Regions from separate parts of the Homo sapiens genome. Here region 2 is linked to region 1. The links are chromatin contacts, found by Hi-C or POLR2A ChIA-PET in ENCODE. All regions are on one chromosome and are shown on one strand. The core of a region is the stretch at or near the end of the contact, and the rest is flanking DNA. Distances in the headings are between cores, read along the strand shown. Region 1 holds the start of OSBP2 (oxysterol binding protein 2). Region 2 holds the start of PDXP (pyridoxal phosphatase).

Region 1 (4,745 bases), core at 25-2,524:
CATTTGTATTTCTGATTATTTGTAGTAACCATCAACTTTCGTCATTTGGATAGATTCTTAAGAAAAAAAAAAAATCACTGATGGCTGGGCACAGTGGCTCACGCCTGTAATCCTAGCACTTTGGGAGGCCGAGGCGGGAGGATCCTGGCCTGAGGTCAGGAGTTCAAGACCAGCCTGACCAACATGGTGAAACCCCGTTTCTACTAAAAATACAAAATTTAGCTGGGCATGGTGCGGGCCGTGGAATTCCAGCTACTAGGGAGGCCAAGGCAGGAGAATCGCTTGAACCTGGGAAGCGGAGGCTGCAGTGAACCAAGATCACGCCACTGCATTCCAGCCTGGGCTACCGAGTGAGACTCAGTCTCAAAAAGGAAAAAAAAAAAAAGCGGAAAAAAAAATTCGCTGATGTTTTAACCATTCTGGGGTCACAGCCTCCTTTGTTATGGACCTACTCTGGAAAAATGCACAGACAGGTAAACCTCTGCGGAAGCCTCACAGACTGCCAGCCTACCCAGGGATCCCGGGAGGTCCAAGTTCAGAATCCCACTTTGAGATGTTTCTTGTACTAAAACGCTTGGTTTACAAAAAGTCTTCCCCTATTTGTTTAGAGAACCCGAACGATGTCGTCACTGGCAGCGAAGCGCCTTGGCATGAACCGTAGGCCAGCTGGCTCAGGAGGTGGAGGCGGTGAGGCGGCCACTTGGGGCCACCGCTTCTGGCGGCCGCAGGAGCGACCCACAGACAGGTAATGGCTGCCATGGGGGGCGGGGCGTCGTCTTTAGCCTTTAGCGCCCCTGTGCTTCGTGCGCATTTCGTGGCCTCTGGGTGCCGTACCTGCTTCCCACCCGGCTTTCCTGGGTGGCGGAGAGCGAACCCACCCCAGCCTGGGTTGGGGGAGGGGGCGTCGGCGCAGGGTCCCGTGGGCAGAGCTGCGCTGGGAGCTGGCGGGCTCCGCATTCATCATTGTTCCTCCAGCGCCTGGCACGGCTGGGCCGAAGCAGAGACCGTGGCCTGAAGCGCGCCATCCCCTTCGGAGTTGACCGACCACCAAGCTCTTCCGCCCACAGGTGTTGTCAGAGCTCCTTCCACCGGCCGGACCTAGGAAGGACCCAGGGTCCAAACATGGCCCGAGGCTGGCCGAGAGCACAACAGCCGGCGGGCGCTGACGGGCACGGAGCGCACGGGACCGCGGAGGAACCCGCGCGCGCCCCCGCCTCGCGCCGCGCGCACGTGACTGCGCCCCCGGCCCCGCCCCCGGCCTGCCCCCCGCCCCCACTGGCCGCTCGGCCGCGCGCGGGTCGGCCGGCTCTATGGGGAAAGCGGCGGCTCCGAGCCGAGGCGGCGGCTGTGGCGGCCGCTCCCGCGGGCTCTCGTCGCTGTTCACGGTTGTCCCCTGCCTGTCGTGCCACACGGCGGCGCCGGGCATGAGCGCTTCCACGTCCGGCTCCGGGCCGGAGCCCAAGCCCCAGCCCCAGCCCGTGCCCGAACCGGAGCGGGGACCGCTGTCAGAACAGGTGTCGGAGGCAGTTTCGGAGGCAGTGCCAAGATCGGAACCTGTGTCCGAGACGACGTCTGAGCCGGAGCCAGGGGCTGGGCAGCCATCGGAACTGCTGCAGGGGTCGCGGCCGGGGTCAGAGTCAAGCTCAGGTGTAGGGGCTGGGCCCTTCACTAAGGCCGCATCGGAGCCGCTCTCCCGGGCGGTGGGGAGCGCGACCTTTCTCAGACCCGAGTCAGGATCGCTGCCAGCGTTAAAGCCCCTGCCTCTTCTGCGACCAGGACAGGCGAAGACTCCTCTTGGGGTTCCAATGTCGGGGACTGGCACGACCTCCAGTGCCCCACTGGCCTTACTGCCTCTGGACAGCTTCGAGGGCTGGCTTCTCAAGTGGACCAACTATCTGAAGGGCTACCAGCGCCGCTGGTTCGTGCTGGGCAATGGTTTGCTCTCTTACTACAGGTATGGAAGCGCCAGGGTGGGACATGGGGGTTGGAGGGTGGTGATGCTGCAGGGATGGTGATGGAGGGCCTCCATGGTTGGCGGACACTGCCACTAGTCTAGAGATGTTTAGGGGCATGCATTCCAGCAGGCCAAGTCACGCTTCTGGCCCGCCGCCAAGGGCCGGGGGCCCTGACCTCTGGCAAGGGTGAATGTGATCTGCGGACATGACCTCTGGCAAGCTTGGGTTTTTGGGCAAGTGGGGAGGTGGAGTAAGGGAGTGATCTGGGGCCTCAGTTCCCTTCTGCTTGGCAGTTGTGGGGCTTGGGGCAGCTAGCTAGAGTCAGCCCCTCAAAGTCCTTGCCCTTTCTGGTTCGGGAGCTAACATCATTGTGTGTTTGGGATTGAGGGAGAGAGTCACCTTGTTCAGTCCTTAGGACCCACACTCTTAGGAAGGGCTGCTTATTCTTCCCGCCTGGGGCAGTTACTCCCACCTTTCCTGATGCCTCTGGTTGCCAGGCCTTGGGCTGGGCACCACAGACTCACAGATGTATTGGACACGGTTCTTGGCCTTCAGGAGTCCATCTTGGCATTTTGCGGAGAGCTAGGAAGTGTTTTGCTGCCCTCCTTTCTTATTCCAGACCCAGCACGGGATTCAAAATTAAAGTCCAGTGGTGAGAGAGCTAACACTGTCTTCCCACTGAAACTGGTTGAAAGGAGGTTACTGAAGCCTCCCTTTGCTTTCTTACTGGCTCTTCCCTGGGTCTGCTTCCTGGGGATGGTTGGTTTAAGCCTTGAGAACTCAGATCAGTCTATGCCAGTGGTTCTCAAACCTGAGTGTGCATCAGCATTCCCTGAAGAGCTTGTTGGAACACAAAGTGCTGGGCCTCCCCAATGAATTTCTGTTACAGTGGGCCTAGGGGAAGGGCCTGAGATTCGGATTTTCTAATAACTTCCCAGGCGTGGCTGGTGATGCTGGTCCAGGACCACACTCTGAGAAGCACTGTTTCATTGCTGCACACAAAAGGACCTTGACTTGCTGTTGCTGAAATTCAGGTCACTTCACTCACTTCATTCAGCCAACAGTATCCCTTCAAGTCACCCACTACAGGGTTTTGTTTTTTGTTGTTTTTGTTTTTGAGACGGAGTATTGCTCTGTCGCCCAGGCTGGAGTGCAGTGGTGCAATCTTGGCTCACTGCAACCTCCGCCCCCCAGGTTCAAGCAATTCTTCTGCCTCAGCCTCCTGAGTAGTTGGGATTACAGGCGCCCGTCACCATGCCCGGCTAATTTTTTTTTTGTATTTTTAGTAGAGATGGGGTTTCACCATGTTGCCCAGGCTGGTTTCGAACTCCTGACCTCAGGTGATTCGCCTGCCTCGGCCTCCCAAAGTGTTAGGATTACAGGCATGAGCCACCACACCGGCCTCTCCTGTCTTACAAATGAGGAGTTCTGAGGTTTGATGGGGAGACACAGAGCCCATTATCCAAAGGCACTGGCCCAGTAGACGGTAGAGAGGGATTCTGAACACCAACATCTGGACCTGTCCCAAATGTGTCCTGATACCCACTCACCTTTGAGTTCAGCATGTCTGTGTTACCTGTATTTACCAGGTACTACTAAACTGAAGAGTTAAAGGTAATGTTTATAAGTATAGTCTCCCACAGTGGCAGAAATGCCTGGTTTTAGTGGAAGTAAAACCTGATATCATGCTTTTGGGTTTTAATTGGAAGAGCAAAGATGTCCATCTTCTTTTTTTTATTTTTTGAGATGGAGTCTCACTCTGTCACCAGGCTGGAGGGCAGTGGTGCAATCTCGGTTCACTGCAACCTCCGCCTCCCAGGTTCAAGCAGTTCTCCTGCCTCAGTCTCCCAAGTAGCTGGGATTACAGGTGTGCGCCACCACACACGGTTAATTTTTGTATTTTTAGTAGAGGCGGGGTTTCACCATGTTGGCCAGGATGGTCTTGATCTCTTGACCTCATGATCTGCCCGTCTCAGCCTCCCAAATCTTCTTTTCTTAAAACAAAATGTGTAGACGGTTGACATTTCAGAGTGATCTCAAGTGTGCAGATTCTCTGGGTAACTAAGAAAAATTCTTACTGCTTGCTGATAATGTTGTGAAGATAAATGCTAGTTTTGTGGGGAGGAGGGAGTGAGAACAAGTTTCTGGTGTGTGTGCGTGTACAGTCCAGCTCTGCAATTTCCTTTTCGGACTTTTCGAGATTCTAAGATGGGTCAAATTGTTGCTGACCTTACCCAGGTATAATGAACGATTCCTGACATTTATACGATCCTGTGCCCTCATTGCATTCCATGCAAGGCTGGCCAGGAAAGGGGAACTGAGGCTGAATGAATGAACCTCAATGGCCTCCCCAGAGACGGCCAGCTTGCAGGCTGTGTGTCCGAATGCCACCAGAGATGAGTATATGTGCAGAAAAGGCCCTTTTGAAGTGCAGCTGGAATTGCCACTTGAGATGTTTGACGCCGCTCTCCTGTCCCCACTTCTGATCTGAATTCCCCTTCTAGAACAGGCCATCTTGCCAGCTGGGATCAAGGACTGAGCATCCTCCAGGTCTGTCACGTAACCCTGACAGCAGCAGGGTGGGTTTTCGGATGCGCCAAATGTGCCCAGTGCCGTGCATGTGTGTTATCTCCTCCAGCCCTCTCCAGACACCCAGCTCTCAGCAGGTGGCCAAATGGGTGTGGCTGGGGATAGAGGTGAGATTAGGGTGCTTGTGAGTTGGAAATAAAGTGAAAGAATTTTTAAATTCATGATCTCTTTTCCTTGGGGGCTGGTAGAGTCAAGCTTACC
Region 2 (4,592 bases), core at 1,944-4,443, 7.0 Mb after region 1:
CCCCCAGCCCAGTCTCTTTGAGTAACCCTGCACAGGTGGACCTGGGGGCTGCCACAGCAGAGGGAGGAGCCCCTGAGGCTATCAGTGGGGTCCCCACTCCCCCAGCTATCCCCCCTCAGCCCCGCCCCAGGAGCCTTGCCTCAGAGACCAACTGAGTGGCTGGTTTCTCCCTAAGCAGCCCTCAGCACCCCCTCCCTCCCCACCTGGCCCTCCCAGGACAGCTCTCGCCCCCCACAAAGGGGCATGGGCCTCCAGCCTTTGCCCACAAGTGCCTCAGTGCCCACTGGGTCGGCCCCCATGGCCAGGAGGGCTCAGGACAATCCTCTATTTCCTGACCTTTTCCTCGTCCACCCTGGGCTTGGGGACCCCCCCACCGGACTCTCCACTCTCCGGCAGGTCCTAGGGGAGCCACCGGAAGGAAGGAGAGGTTTGCCTGCTCCTACGGGACTGATTCTTCTCTTGCCGACATGTTTTTTGTAAGGCTGGTAAATAAATTATTTTGGACAAAACTGGAGCAGCTGCCCAAATGATAGTTTTATTTTCTGTCCTTGAAATAAAGAAGCCAATTTTATAAAGGGGAAAACAATACATATTCTTTGCCTCCTTTCTTCCTGTCTGAAGTGAGATCACAGCAGACATTTTTAGAGCTTTCTCTGCACTACATGCTGTGCTGTTCTGTGGATGATTTCCACTTAATCTTCTCCTACTGCAGGAAATACCATTACCTCTTAGCAGTGAGGAGACTGAGGCCCAGACAGAAGTGACCTGCCAAGGTCACACGGCAGTCAGGCAGGGGCCTGGGATTAGAGCCTAGGTCTGACTCCAAAGCCTGGCTTGTCCCTCACATTCTGGGCAATTTACTTAACTTCTTGGTATCCCTTTTCCTCATTTGTGAAACTTTATAACAATTCCCTCCACAGAGGTATTGCTCTCCATTGAAAACCAAAGCACCACCCTTGGCCCACAGAAGCCCCTACCGCTCCCACTGTTTCCTGGACCCCTCACTCTCCTTCCGGGAGGAGGCTGGGAAGCCTCCCCAAGGAGCAGGGATGGATCTGTCCTCAAACCTTCCCTAAATCTGCTCTGTGCCAGGCCCTGAGCTAGCTCCAAGACTTAACCCTACACCCAAAGAGTTCCCAAACAGACAGGCAGAAGCAACCATTAGAATCAAGTGTCTGGCCAGGCACGGTGTCTCATGCCTATAATCCCAGCACTGGGAGCCTGAGGCAGGAGGATCACTTGAGCCCAGGAGTTCTAGACCAGCCTGGACAACATAGTGAGACCCTGTCTCTACAAAAAAAAAAATTTTAATTAACTGGGTGTAGTGGCGTGTGCCTGTAGTCTCAGCAACTAGGAAGGCTGAGGCAGGAGGATCGCTTGAGCCCAGGAGTTGGAGGCTTCAGTGAGCAGTGATCATGCCACTGCACTCCAGCCTGGGTGACGGTGTAAGACCCTGTCTCAAAAACAAAAAAAATCAAGTGTCATTGCACTGGGAGCCCATATTAGCCAAGTTAGGGGTGGCCATATAACCTAGACTCATGGTATGGGGTGGGTGGTTAAGAACGGCTTCCTGGAGAAGGTGATATTTAAGGGAAGTCTTTCAGGAGCTGACCTGAAGGTGAATTTTGTTTATTTTTATTTATTTTATTTATTTTTTATTTTTTGTTTATTTTTTTTTGAGATGGAGTCTCGCTCTGTTGCCCAGGCTGGAGTGCATTGGCACGATCTCAGGTCGCTGCAAGCTCCGCCTCCTGGGTTCAAGCAATTCTCCTGCCTCAGCCTCCCGAGTAGCTGGGACTACAGGCACCCGCCACCACGCCTAGCTAATTTTTTTCTTTTTTTTTTTTTTTTTTTTTGTATTTTTAGTAGAGACGGGGTTTCACCGTAGCCAGGATGGTCTCGATCTCCTGACCTCGTGATCCGCCCACCTCAGCCTCCCAAAGTGCTGGGATTACAGGCGTGAGCCACCGAGCCCGGCCCTGAAGGTGAAATTTTTAAAGGAAAAAGGAACATTCAGGCCAAGGAGACTATCTATGCAAAGGCCAGGAGCAAAAGGCTTAGGGCACTTGGGGAATAGGAGCTAGTTGAGCTTCCAAGGTTGGGTACAAGGTACAGTTTTTCCCAAGTCGTTGGAGCTCCAGTTGCTCCTGGGGGTCACAGCCTTATCTGAAGTTGGCAGACAACTTCAAAACTGTGACACCACAGCTCACAATTCATTCATCCCCACACTGCAGACCAGTGGCTCCTCAAAGGTCCCAAGACCTGTGGTTGCTTCCAGATCACAAGGCCTCCTCCCTAAGACAGGGACCCAGCCAACCTGGGTCACCCCATTACTATTCTGGGCAATTGGCCACGACCATTCTGGATCCTGCCCTCCCGGGGCGTGCTGCAGTGACAGCCTACCAGCCTCTAGCCCAGTGCTTCCCTACCCTATCCTAGCTCACGGTAGAATCCCTGGAATTAAACCAACTAACCAACAAACCAAAAAATGCCCAGTCTTCACCCAAAACACTTACATGAGGATCTGTCCTGCTACACATCGGTGATTTCAAAAGCATTTGTCAAGACATTGAACTGTACATTTAAGATCTATGCATTTTACTATATGTAAATGATATCTGAAAATAAGTTCCCAGGGGACTCTAACGCAGTGTGAAGAACTACTGGTCTAGACCGAGGGCTCCAGCACCCAAGAAGACACCATGTGCCTCGTACCCCATCGTACACACACGTTTCTTGGGACTTCGCTCTGAACTGGAGCGTCCACGATTCAGGGGGCAATGAGATTCGACCCAAAGGCAGTTCATTTAACATCTGTTTTTCTCCCAGCAACCAGCTCGCCTAAGCTTCTGATTGGCTGGAGGGCACGGGGCCTTTCGCTTCGCGTTTTGTTTGTAGATTCTTATTGGTTAAGAAGAGCGTCAGTCTCCCACCGCGTAAGAGTGTAGTCGGCGTTGAAACTCGGCGGCGACTGGTCCAGCAGAACCAGGGACGGGGAGAAGGATCAAGCTAGCTCTTCATTGGTCCCTTCCCCTCGGTGTTGGCCACGAATCCGCCCCTCTCTCCAAGTTCCGTTAGCTCGCGGCTTCGCTCCTCTCCCAGACTCTCGCCCCCATTGGCTGCAGGCCACGCCGTCGCCCCGCCCCCCGGTCCTTCCAGCGCGCCAATTGGCGGCTGCGTGGAACGTGCCAGGGAGAGCGCGCCGTGCCCGCGGAGAGAGCGCGGCGCGGGAGGCCGGCGGCCGGCCGGCTGCATGGCGCGCTGCGAGAGGCTGCGCGGAGCGGCCCTGCGCGACGTGCTGGGCCGGGCGCAGGGGGTCCTGTTCGACTGTGACGGGGTGCTGTGGAACGGCGAGCGCGCCGTGCCGGGCGCCCCGGAGCTGCTGGAGCGGCTGGCGCGGGCCGGCAAGGCGGCTCTGTTTGTGAGCAACAACAGCCGGCGCGCGCGGCCCGAGCTGGCCCTGCGCTTCGCGCGCCTCGGCTTCGGGGGGCTGCGCGCCGAGCAGCTCTTCAGCTCCGCGCTGTGCGCCGCGCGCCTGCTGCGCCAGCGCCTGCCCGGGCCTCCGGACGCGCCGGGCGCCGTGTTCGTGCTGGGCGGCGAGGGGCTGCGCGCCGAGCTGCGCGCCGCGGGGCTGCGCCTGGCCGGGGACCCGAGCGCGGGGGACGGCGCGGCCCCGCGCGTGCGCGCCGTGCTTGTGGGCTACGACGAGCACTTCTCCTTCGCCAAGCTGAGGGAGGCGTGCGCGCACCTGCGCGACCCCGAGTGCCTACTCGTGGCCACCGACCGTGACCCATGGCACCCGCTGAGCGACGGCAGCCGGACCCCTGGTGAGCGCGGGAATGGCGGGGAAACTGAGATGGGGGCGACCTGCGCATTCGCCTCCACGCCTAAGGGTGAGGGGCGGGGAAGAGGCGTCTCCAGGTGGCAGGTGGGGAACAGGAGAGTGCGAGGGAGGCCCAGGGTGCTTTGGTGTGGGGGGCGGTTGATCCCTGTAGCCGTCATCCTGTGAGGCGCAGCAGTGTGGTCCCTGTTGGACAGATGAGGAAACTGAGGCCCTTTGTAACTTAGGGAGTTGGGCGGAATTCTGCCCTACCCACCATCGGGGTGGGGTTGGAGAGGAAGCCTGGGAGGATTGTCCCCCTGTGTGAGGGTTGAAACACCATTCCCAGAGGCAGGGTGTAGGCAGGTGTGTGGGGAGCAAAGGCGGTGGAGTTTGACCTCAGTTCCAGGTCCAGCTCCAGCTTCACAGCTGTGTAATCGTGTTCAGTTACATAACCTCCAAGCATCTCTGCCTGGGTGAGAAATGGCAGTGCTCAGCATGCCCGGTGACGGTGATCAGGGTGAGTGCCTGGCACATAGTAGGTGTTCAGATGATGTAAGTTGTAGCCAGAGTCCCCCATGTTACAGAGAACTTAATGAAACAGCTTTGTGTGTGTTCTTCTTTGGTTTCCAAATTACTCTGGAGATGGAAGTTATTGTCCCATTTCTCAAGTAAAGAGACTGAGGCAGCCGGATGCAGTGGCAACAGCCTGTAGTCCCAGCTACTCGAGAGGCTGAGGCGGGAGGATTGCTTGAGCCTAGGAGGTCAAGGC

Evidence for each region. A loop is a pair of places that touch in the nucleus more often than their neighbours do. ChIA-PET counts read pairs that join two places held with the same protein, here RNA polymerase II (POLR2A).
Region 2: a loop to region 1 is called in a map of transverse colon, with 14 times the contacts of the local background. The contact joins the promoter of PDXP here to the promoter of OSBP2 in region 1. A Hi-C loop is called at or near these places in 1 of 168 maps with a recorded cell type or tissue (transverse colon). POLR2A ChIA-PET finds 5 or more read pairs at or near these places in 1 of 52 experiments (WTC11).

What each region holds. Positions count from the first base shown.
Region 1 is chr22:30,693,600-30,698,344 of GRCh38, forward strand. It overlaps OSBP2 (oxysterol binding protein 2), which reads left to right and starts at 1,275. Exons shown (of 14, transcript NM_030758.4): 1 at 1,275-1,954. The coding sequence starts at 1,311. RefSeq lists silencers at 948-1,027, 1,412-1,461.
Region 2 is chr22:37,655,530-37,660,121 of GRCh38, forward strand. It overlaps PDXP (pyridoxal phosphatase), which reads left to right and starts at 3,194. Exons shown (of 2, transcript NM_020315.5): 1 at 3,194-3,827. The coding sequence starts at 3,254. PDXP-DT (PDXP divergent transcript) reads right to left here and starts at 2,848. Exons shown (of 6, transcript NR_109952.1): 1 at 2,726-2,848. It overlaps SH3BP1 (SH3 domain binding protein 1), which reads left to right. Exons shown (of 18, transcript NM_018957.6): 18 at 1-588. The coding sequence ends at 155. RefSeq lists enhancers at 2,751-2,820, 2,831-2,880, 3,069-3,570, 4,397-4,592 and silencers at 3,071-3,380, 3,581-3,690.